Linked DNA regions of Homo sapiens: all the other regions are linked to region 2. A link is a contact called in ENCODE Hi-C or POLR2A ChIA-PET data. All regions are on one chromosome and are shown on one strand. Each heading gives the region's core, a stretch centred on a gene start or an enhancer-like site at or near the end of the contact. The rest is flanking DNA. Distances are from core to core; before and after follow the strand shown. Region 1 holds the start of CDC42EP4 (CDC42 effector protein 4). Region 2 overlaps SLC39A11 (solute carrier family 39 member 11). Region 3 overlaps LINC00673 (long intergenic non-protein coding RNA 673).

Region 1 (2,700 bases), core at 189-2,688, 330 kb after region 2:
ATTGCAAGGGGTGGGAGTCGTGGAGAGAGAGAAGTTCCAGAGGCAACGAGAAAAGAAAAGGCATTGTATTTCCCCTCCATTCTCCCAGGGAGAAAAAGAAAACTTCCAAAGCCGAGGCCGCAGTCACTGGGAAAACACAGGGAACCTGGTTTGAGTTAGCAGCGAGCACCCCTCCCCCAGTCACACACACACACACACACACACACACACACACACACACACACACACACACGCACTTCAGTCCTCTCCCAGGAAGCTGGCTCAGCCTCAGCCCCGGCTCCCGCCCAGCTCTCCAGCCCTCCCGGCCGGGGCACTCACCGGCTGACGGGATCCCCGCGGGCAGGATGGCTCCTGGGGGACGCGCCGGGGGCAGGGGGCAGTTTTGTAACCCCGGCTGGGGGCGCTCCGGAGAGGGGGCGGGGCCAGGGACGGCCGATCCGCGCGCACCCGCCCCAAGCGGGCGATTAAATCATTAACCGACCGCTCCCGCCTGCGATCCCGCTGAGCGCGCTGAGCTCGGGGCGCACTAGCCCAGGAGCGGCCGTCTCCCCGGCTCCAAGGGGGCGGGTGGCTCGACTGCCCTCCCCCCGCACCCCGCCAGGAGGCGCCTCGGCCTCCCGGGCTTCCGAGGGAGCGGGCGGGGCGGGAGCCTGGCGGGGGAGGGAAGGGTTCGCGGGGCGGGAGTAGGGGAAAGGAGGACCATTTGTTCCTTCGGCCATTCCCTTCCAGACAGCTCCTTCCCTCTGGCTTCCCGGCCGGGTGACATTGGGTGGCGTGTGCTGCAGTGTGTGTACGAGAGCGAGATGTGTACACGCCTCTGCCCGTACAGGCGGAGAATTCGGTTCTTATTCATGGAGAACTCCGGGCGCACACACGCCCCCCTCGCGGAGATCGCGGGCCGCGCGCCGCCGATTGCTGCGCTCCTGCCCACACCGACACACACCCCATTCCTGGGAAGGGGGAGGCCCTTTAAAACCGGCCCCCAACCCCCTCAGCGGCACCCTTGGCCAGGGCCGGGAGTTCCAGCGTGGAGAGAGGAAATGGAGTCCCGGCAACGCTGCGCCCGGCTCCCTGCCACCTCCTCCTCCACACATCCCGCTCTGCCAGGACACTAGGTGCGCAGCTTAGGGTCCCAGGCACCGCGGTGGGCGCGGTGAAAAGCGCGAGCGCCGAGAAGTGGGGGCTCCGCGCCCTTCTCCCCGCGCCGCGGCCTCGCATCCCCAGCTTCGATCCTCTCTGCCCCACAGGGGGACTCGAGACCCCCAAGCCCACCCAGGGCACCCAGCGCGAAGGCGGCTACCACAGACAGAGGCGGTTGCCCGTCGCCTACCTCGGTCCCCGGAGACCCGAGCTCTGGGCCGGCTGCGCTGTCCCCTTCGTGGGCTCCGCGCGGCGGAGGGGCTGGCGGCCCCTGTCAGCGCCGGCGTTTGTTTCCCTCTGGCTCTCGGGCTTTCAGGGCTGGGAGCCTCCAGGACACTCCCCTTCCAGGCTCCGCCCGCGCCCGCCCCGCGCAACCCTCCCCGCGCACCCCTCTGCGCTGATGTCACGGCGCCGCAGCAGCCAATGGCCGTCGGGAACCTCTGCCCGACTGCTCGGCCTCCTCGGTTCAAACTGAAAGCCTGAGACTTTCCCAACTCCGTATGGGGCAGCCTGGGCCCGCCCGGCTTCCGGGAGACACTCCCGCCCCAGCCTGCGCTCCGGCCGCGAACCCCCACTGGGGCCCCCAGGGCCAGGGGCGCGTCTCCCTCCGGGGGCCTGGCGCGAGGCTCTTTTGAGGCTCTTCCCCATTCGAGCCGGGGCAAGAAACCAAGAACTCCAGCCCGGGTGGCGTTCCTCGTTCCTGCTCCCTCCCGGACCTGCTAACCACCTGGCTGCAGTACTGTCGGGAGATGGGGCAGGAGGGCTGGCGCCACCAGCTTCGTGGGTGCCATCCCAGACTCTCGCTGTAAACGAGGGAGCGGGGAGGAGCCGGCCAGCCCCGAGGCCAGGCTTGGACTGGGCGTCAGAAATGTTTCTACAGGGTGACAGCCCTTGAGCTCCCCGCATCCCCGTCTGTGCCTTTGCCTCCTAAGTATCAGCTGAGGCTAAATTTGCACCAGGTGAACGTCAAGGAGGATCAACTCCTGAGTCCCAGAGCCTGAATCCAAGTCCCAGGCCTTGGACTCTATTCTTTTTAGAGGAATAGTTTCAGTTGAAATGATCATTATCAAGGTAGAATGCCAGCTGCGAAGTAGTCAACTAAAGTGGACAAGGCGCAAAGTGAAAAGTTCCCTTGCCTCTAGCTGAACCCCACCCTCGGTTTTTAAAGGAAGTGAGGGTGAAGGCCCCAGACTTTCCCCATGGCTGCGAGGTCCCTAAGCCCTCAGGAACATTCTGCTTTCTGGGGACAGCACATTTCCGTTTCCCTCTGCAGTGCGACAGCAACCAGCTCTTGAGAGCTAATGGTTTGGCCACTCCATCCTGCTGTGAAAATTAAGTTCTGGGCTGGGCGCAGTGGCTCATGCCTGTAATCCTAGCATTTTGGGAGGCCAAGGCAGGTGGGGGGTCACTTGAGGTCAGAAGTTTGAGACCAGCCTGGCCAACATGGCGAAACCCCATCTCTACCAAAAATACAAAAATTAGTCGGGCATGGTGGTGGGCGCCTGTAATCCCAGCTACCCAGGAGGCTGAGGCGGGACAATCGCTTGAACCTGGGAGGTG
Region 2 (2,700 bases), core at 97-2,596:
TTTCACCACAGATCCCTTTGTACCTTTTGAGTGATGGGCTGTGGGCAATTTTCTCTTTCAAATCAGAGCCAGGCTCTTCACCCAGACTCCATAAAGATGCCCAACGGTGAGAACGAAGTCGGAAGAAAAGAGGGGTTGCTGAGAGCTGGTGAGTTACTAAGGAAAAGGGAACCCTGGGATCTGCCCTCACCATCTGGGCAAGGCTCCAAGGGAAGTGGGGATCTGTGAAATCCCCAGATGGATTTGGGAATCTAAGAGCAGGGGCCCTCTAGACCCCTTTCCTGAGTGCTGTTCAGGGGGGTGGCAAGCTCCAGAGAAGTGCCAGCAGAGGGGTAACCAGGCAGAGAGGACCTGGGTAGCCTCAGGTTTCTCATGGCTCAGAGTGGGGCTGGAATCGTGGAGTGATTCTGGGAGCCTCAGAGCCACATTGAAATAGAGAAACAGGAGGCAGGCCCATCGAATTGCCACTATCAGCAGCAAAAAAACCCAGCTCTTGCCCCTGTTCTTCCCCCATGAAGCAGAACGGCCTTGAAAGCTGCTTGTAGCATTGCATTGCACAGAGCATGGGCAGAACAAACTCAGCCACCCCAGGATGGGCACAGAAGTAGCCATGAGACCTGAAGGGGCTTGGTCAAACCCGGCCCACAGTCTGTTTTTGTAAATAAAGCTTTATTGGAACTCAGACATTTAAAAAAAAAAAAAAAGAAAGAAAAGAAAAAGAAAATTCAAGAAATAAGATTCCTTTCCCTTGGGTGTTGTGGGATACATGTAAAGCCCAGGCACACTGAATCCACAGGCTTCCCAGGAGTTCGAGTTTTATTCAGCAAAGCAGCTGTTCTCAAAGTGGGGTCCCCAAGGCCAGCAGCATCAGCAACACCCAGGAACTTGTTAGCAAGGCAAGTTATCAGGCCCCATTCCAGGCCTCTGGTGGGCCCAGCAACCCGTGTTTCCGCAAGACCTCCAGGGGATTCTCATGCACTCTCAAATGTGAGAATCACCGCAGTGAAGCAACGCCTTTTACAGGGGCTGAGAAAGGTGAAGTCTCACCGCATCTGGTTACCATTCCTGTGTGCCACAAAGTATTTTATCAGGCTCTGAGTCATCTGACATTTCCTTCTGGAAGCAGAATGTTAAATGAATAAGGAGGAAGGCCATTTGTTTATCTGAAACATAACAATATCCCAAATCTATTTCATTTACTTCTAAAGCTAATGATTCTGCAATCCAATAACTCTAGAGAATTGCACACAGCAGCAATAACCCTCTTATGGAATCAATTTTCTCTGGTTAGGAACAAAGAATTCTCCCCTCCAAAAATCCAACCTGCATTGATTAGTTCATCAGAGCACACTAGGAGGCCCAGCCGGGCTAGAGGCAGGGCAAACACAGTAAGTTGTCTGGGGCCACACCTCCCTAGGAATGTGCACACTCCACGTGGCTGACGCCACTCCACAAGGCACCAGGTACAAGGCAATGATCTGCTCATGCTTAAGTGGCCTGGGAGGGACATACAGGGGGGAAAGGACAGAAAGAGCTAGCTGAGTGAGGGCCACGCAGACAGCGCCCACAGAAGGAGGAACATGTCACAGAGTCGCTCTCTGAATTTTTGCCCACAACTTTGCTGACGGGACTAGCCAGCTATATCTGACCCTATCAGGTATTACCCACTTGTGACATTCATTTCCATGCAAACCTTCTTTATTTGCATGGGGCCTGCCTTTTTTTTTTTTTTTTTTTTTTTGAGACAGAGTCTCACTCTCTCACCTAGGCTGGAGTGCAGGGGCGCCATCTCGGCTCACTGCAACCTCCACCTCCCAGGTTCAAGCAATTCTCCTGCCTCAGCCTCCCGAGTAGCTGGGACTACAGGCATGCACCACAACACCGAGCTAATTTTGGTATTTTTAGGAGAGACAGGGTTTCGCCATGTTGGCCAGGCTGGTCTCGAACTCCTGACCTCAGGTGATCCACCCACCTCAAACTCCCAAAGTGCTGGGATTACAGGCATGAGCCACCGCATCTGGCCAGGCCTAACTTTTTATTACTGTCTTTTATTTATTAATCTTCCTGCAATCGATGCCCTATCTCCCTGTGATGGGTTGAACTGCATTCCTGCAAAAGATGTTGTCTATAAATGTGACCTTTTTTGCAAACAGGGTCTTTGTAAATGATCGAGGTAAGATAAGGTCATTAGGGCAGGTCCCAATTCAATATGATTTTTTCCTTATAAAAAGGAGAAATTTGGACACAGAGACAGGCACACAAGGAAAATACTACGGGAAGACTGGAGTTATGCTACTAGAAGCCAAGGAACCACCAAAAGCTAGGAGAGGGGCTTGGAGCTCATCCTTCCCTGGAGCCTTGAGGAGGCACATGGCCCTGCTGACATCTTGAGGTCAGAATCTTAGAACTACTTTCCAGAAAGTTCTAGCCTCTAGAACTGAGACAATAAATGTCTGTTGTTTAAGCTATTCAAATTGTGATATATTGTTCCCACAGCCCTAGGAAACCAGTTCACTCCCCAGTAAGACTCCAGGGTCCCCCAGAAGCCTGACGGCTGTGGAGCTAGCTTTGAAAGCCAGGACACCCTAGTCACAACACAACCACTAGGGGGAGATGTTGAGGTGATGCAAACCACGGCTGGGGAGCTGGACAAACTGGTGGTTGCCAAGCCTGGCCATGCAGACAAAGCCCCGGTGAAGC
Region 3 (2,700 bases), core at 7-2,506, 420 kb before region 2:
GAGGATGCGTCCACCACAGAGCATTCCTGGGGAGCCCACGCATCTCTCTGCACAGTGGCAGCCCGTGGATAACTTCACCTAATAAGAATTGATAGAGCTGACCCAGAAAGTACTAGCCTACACCGGACCATAGCCCTGCCACCCCTAGCAATTATATAGGGATTAGAGCAGAATATTTTATCCCAGCTTTCCCCGTGGCTTTTATCTTATTTTTCCTTCCTTTATTTATTTTTATTTTTTTAGATACAGGGTCTTGTTCTGTCACCCAGGCCGGAGTGCAGTGGCGTGATCGCAGCTCACTGTAGCTTCAAACTCCCAGCTCAGTCTCTGAAGTAGCCGGGACCATCAAGCCGGCTAATTTGTTTTTTGAAAAGATAGGGCCTCACTATGCTGCCCAGGCTGGTCTCAAACTTGTGGGCTCAGGGGATCCTCCTACCTGGGCCTCCCAACGTGTTGGAATTACAGCCATGAGCCACCGCGCCCAGCCTTTATTTCCTTTACTTATGAAAATAACATTTTAAATTAAATGCCTTAAGTCCTTTTGGCGATAGACCAGGTATGTTCAATAGTCTGCCAAAGACATGTGAGTTTTCTAAAGCTATTTCCATCCATGTCGGATTGGGGTGAGAGAAGGGAGACCCAGTTAGGCTGCTGGTAAATGTGTACATGGCCTGCACCTGCAATAATATAACCTGAACACTAGAGGGCACCAGAGCCCAAGAGTCAGGCAGCCCCAGACTTGGCCCTGAGCAGGAAGCACCAGGCGCAATAAAAGCCCCCTCCAGACCCCATAACTATCCAGGCTGCAAGAGCTGCAAGATCCAGACCCTCCTCAGCCTCACACCTCCAAACACCCACCTGCCCGTGTTCACCTGTGGGGTGGTCAGTAAGCAAGTGCCCAGGGACACACGGAGCAGGGCTGCAACCCCAGGCCATCAGTCGGCCTGTGCTCTGAGCCCCCACTGCGTGCCAAGTGCTGCAGGGAGGGAACCATGATGGTGCCGTGCACGTGTGCAGAGCCTATCACTTACCAAACATGTTCGCCCACACACAGACACACAGACATGCACACGCCACCTCTTTATATCATCCCCAGCACCCAGTAAGGCCAGCTCCATCACCCCATCCTGCTGATGAGAAAAATGAGTCCCAAGAGTGCACGGTGACTTCTCAGGGTCAGACATCCTGGCTGGTTAACAGCCGCCCAGCTGGGGAGGTCCCACTCGGCCCAGGGTGGTTTTCCACTTTAGCGCAGCACCTCCCAAAAAGCAAACATGAACCTGTTCTCGGGAGTCCTGCCTGCGATAACCTGGAGCTGGGCTAAACCTGGAGTGAATGCTGTTAACCAAGCTCAGGGCGGGTTTCCAGGAGGCTGAGCTCGCACAGCCACAATGGCAAAGCCACCACTCAGAGAGCTGGAGCCCTTTAGTTTCCCGGCGCCTCCTGCCGGTTCTTCCCGTAAACGTCTGTGGCTCATGCTGCACAGTATTCGGTTGCATCTGCTGCTTCATGGCTCTGTAAAAGGCAAGGTGGGGGGCTGTGTATATGTACGCATGAGTATGCATGCACGTGTGTATGTGCACATATATATGCATTTATGCACCCCCTAGAGGCACTATGGGCCATGAGGGACCTGCCTGTCCCTCCCTGCACCTCATTCTGGCCACAGTGGCCAGTCCTCTACCCCTGTCCCCAGCCGTGTCCTGCCCCAGACCCACCGGGAAAATGCAAGGGAGAGACAAGGCACCCTGCACAAATCCACAGACGCTTACAGGGTGACACCAGAAAGGAAACCTCCAGGCAACCTACCTGTCCCGGAGCTCACAGGGAGTGTGGCCCTCCCAGACACCCAGCCTGACTCCCCAGACACAGCCATCATCCAAAAATGGCACCACAGAGGCAGCCATCAATTATTTTGTTTCTAGTCTTGCTCAAGTTTTTTGCACTTATTCCCTTTTTGTCCTAATAAATAATTTCCATCAAAAGGAATCCCGCGAACATGGCTATTTGGCAGAGAACAATCATATGTCAAACTTTCCTACATCTACAAGAAGAATGGATCTGTTGAAACCCATTTAAGTCTCAAATGATGTATACAGAATATAGAGAATATTCTTTGCCACAGATGAGAATATCCCTCTCGTTCTGAAAATCTGGCTGAGCAGGGCCGGTGCTGGAGCAAGGTCCGTGCTGGAGCAAGGTATGGGGGAGTCCTCTTTCCCATGACCACTTGCATGGGTGTCTTCATGAGACCCACTGGGCATGGTGGTGGGGAGAGGGCTCATGGGGCTGAGCTCCTGGGGGTGAGCTGTAACCCTTCTTTGGGGACTTTTTATCTCAGACTGAAGGGCTCAGTCTCGGTGACCAGGGCAGATTCTGCCACCCTGCAGCTGTTTTGGAGGAAGGTCAGGGAGGCCCATGAATATGGAACCAACCAGGAGGAGGTTCTTGGGACACACAGATCCAGGACAACACAGCCCCAGGCTGACGTCCCCATCAGACCATCCATGAGGCACAAACCAGCGCCCGCCATACTCTGAAGGGCCCATGAAAATGTTTTAACTTCTTTTAAAATCAGGGGAAAAAAAAATAGAACACATGCTTTTAGGTAAAAAAAATGTTTTAATATATCATAATATTTGACATTTTTAATATATTTTTTAAGTAGGAAGGGATCCAAGAGGGCAAAGTTGCCCAGAA

Evidence for each region. A loop is a pair of places that touch in the nucleus more often than their neighbours do. ChIA-PET counts read pairs that join two places held with the same protein, here RNA polymerase II (POLR2A). Pooled maps may share reads with other maps.
Region 1: a loop to region 2 is called in a pooled map, with 4 times the contacts of the local background. The contact joins the promoter of CDC42EP4 here to the enhancer-like site in region 2. A Hi-C loop is called at or near these places in 6 of 50 pooled maps. POLR2A ChIA-PET finds 5 or more read pairs at or near these places in 2 of 52 experiments (HEK293T and OCI-LY7).
Region 3: a loop to region 2 is called in a map of GM12878, with 23 times the contacts of the local background. The contact joins two enhancer-like sites. A Hi-C loop is called at or near these places in 11 of 168 maps with a recorded cell type or tissue (CD4-positive, alpha-beta memory T cell, GM12878, HCT116 and 8 more), 22 of 37 single-sample maps with no recorded cell type and 24 of 50 pooled maps. POLR2A ChIA-PET finds 5 or more read pairs at or near these places in 1 of 52 experiments (activated T-cell).

Annotation. Positions count from the first base shown.
Region 1 is chr17:73,310,563-73,313,262 of GRCh38, forward strand. It overlaps CDC42EP4 (CDC42 effector protein 4), which reads right to left and starts at 1,439. Exons shown (of 2, transcript NM_012121.5): 1 at 1,331-1,439. RefSeq lists silencers at 188-317, 328-877, 1,328-1,587, 1,658-1,817.
Region 2 is chr17:72,983,690-72,986,389 of GRCh38, forward strand. The region is part of intron 4 of SLC39A11 (solute carrier family 39 member 11); the gene reads right to left. Among named protein-coding and RNA genes, the nearest start is that of SLC39A11, 110 kb to the right of the region's middle. RefSeq lists a silencer at 2,579-2,628. Within about 2 kb of position 1,347, at least 4 of the 41 ENCODE cell types and tissues checked have a DNase peak (open chromatin) inside an H3K27ac peak, as active enhancers do; they include PC-3, where a contact is called at or near this core.
Region 3 is chr17:72,559,700-72,562,399 of GRCh38, forward strand. All of the region lies in intron 1 of LINC00673 (long intergenic non-protein coding RNA 673), which reads right to left. Among named protein-coding and RNA genes, the nearest start is that of LINC00673, 32 kb to the right of the region's middle. Within about 2 kb of position 1,257, at least 5 of the 41 ENCODE cell types and tissues checked have a DNase peak (open chromatin) inside an H3K27ac peak, as active enhancers do; they include PC-3, where a contact is called at or near this core.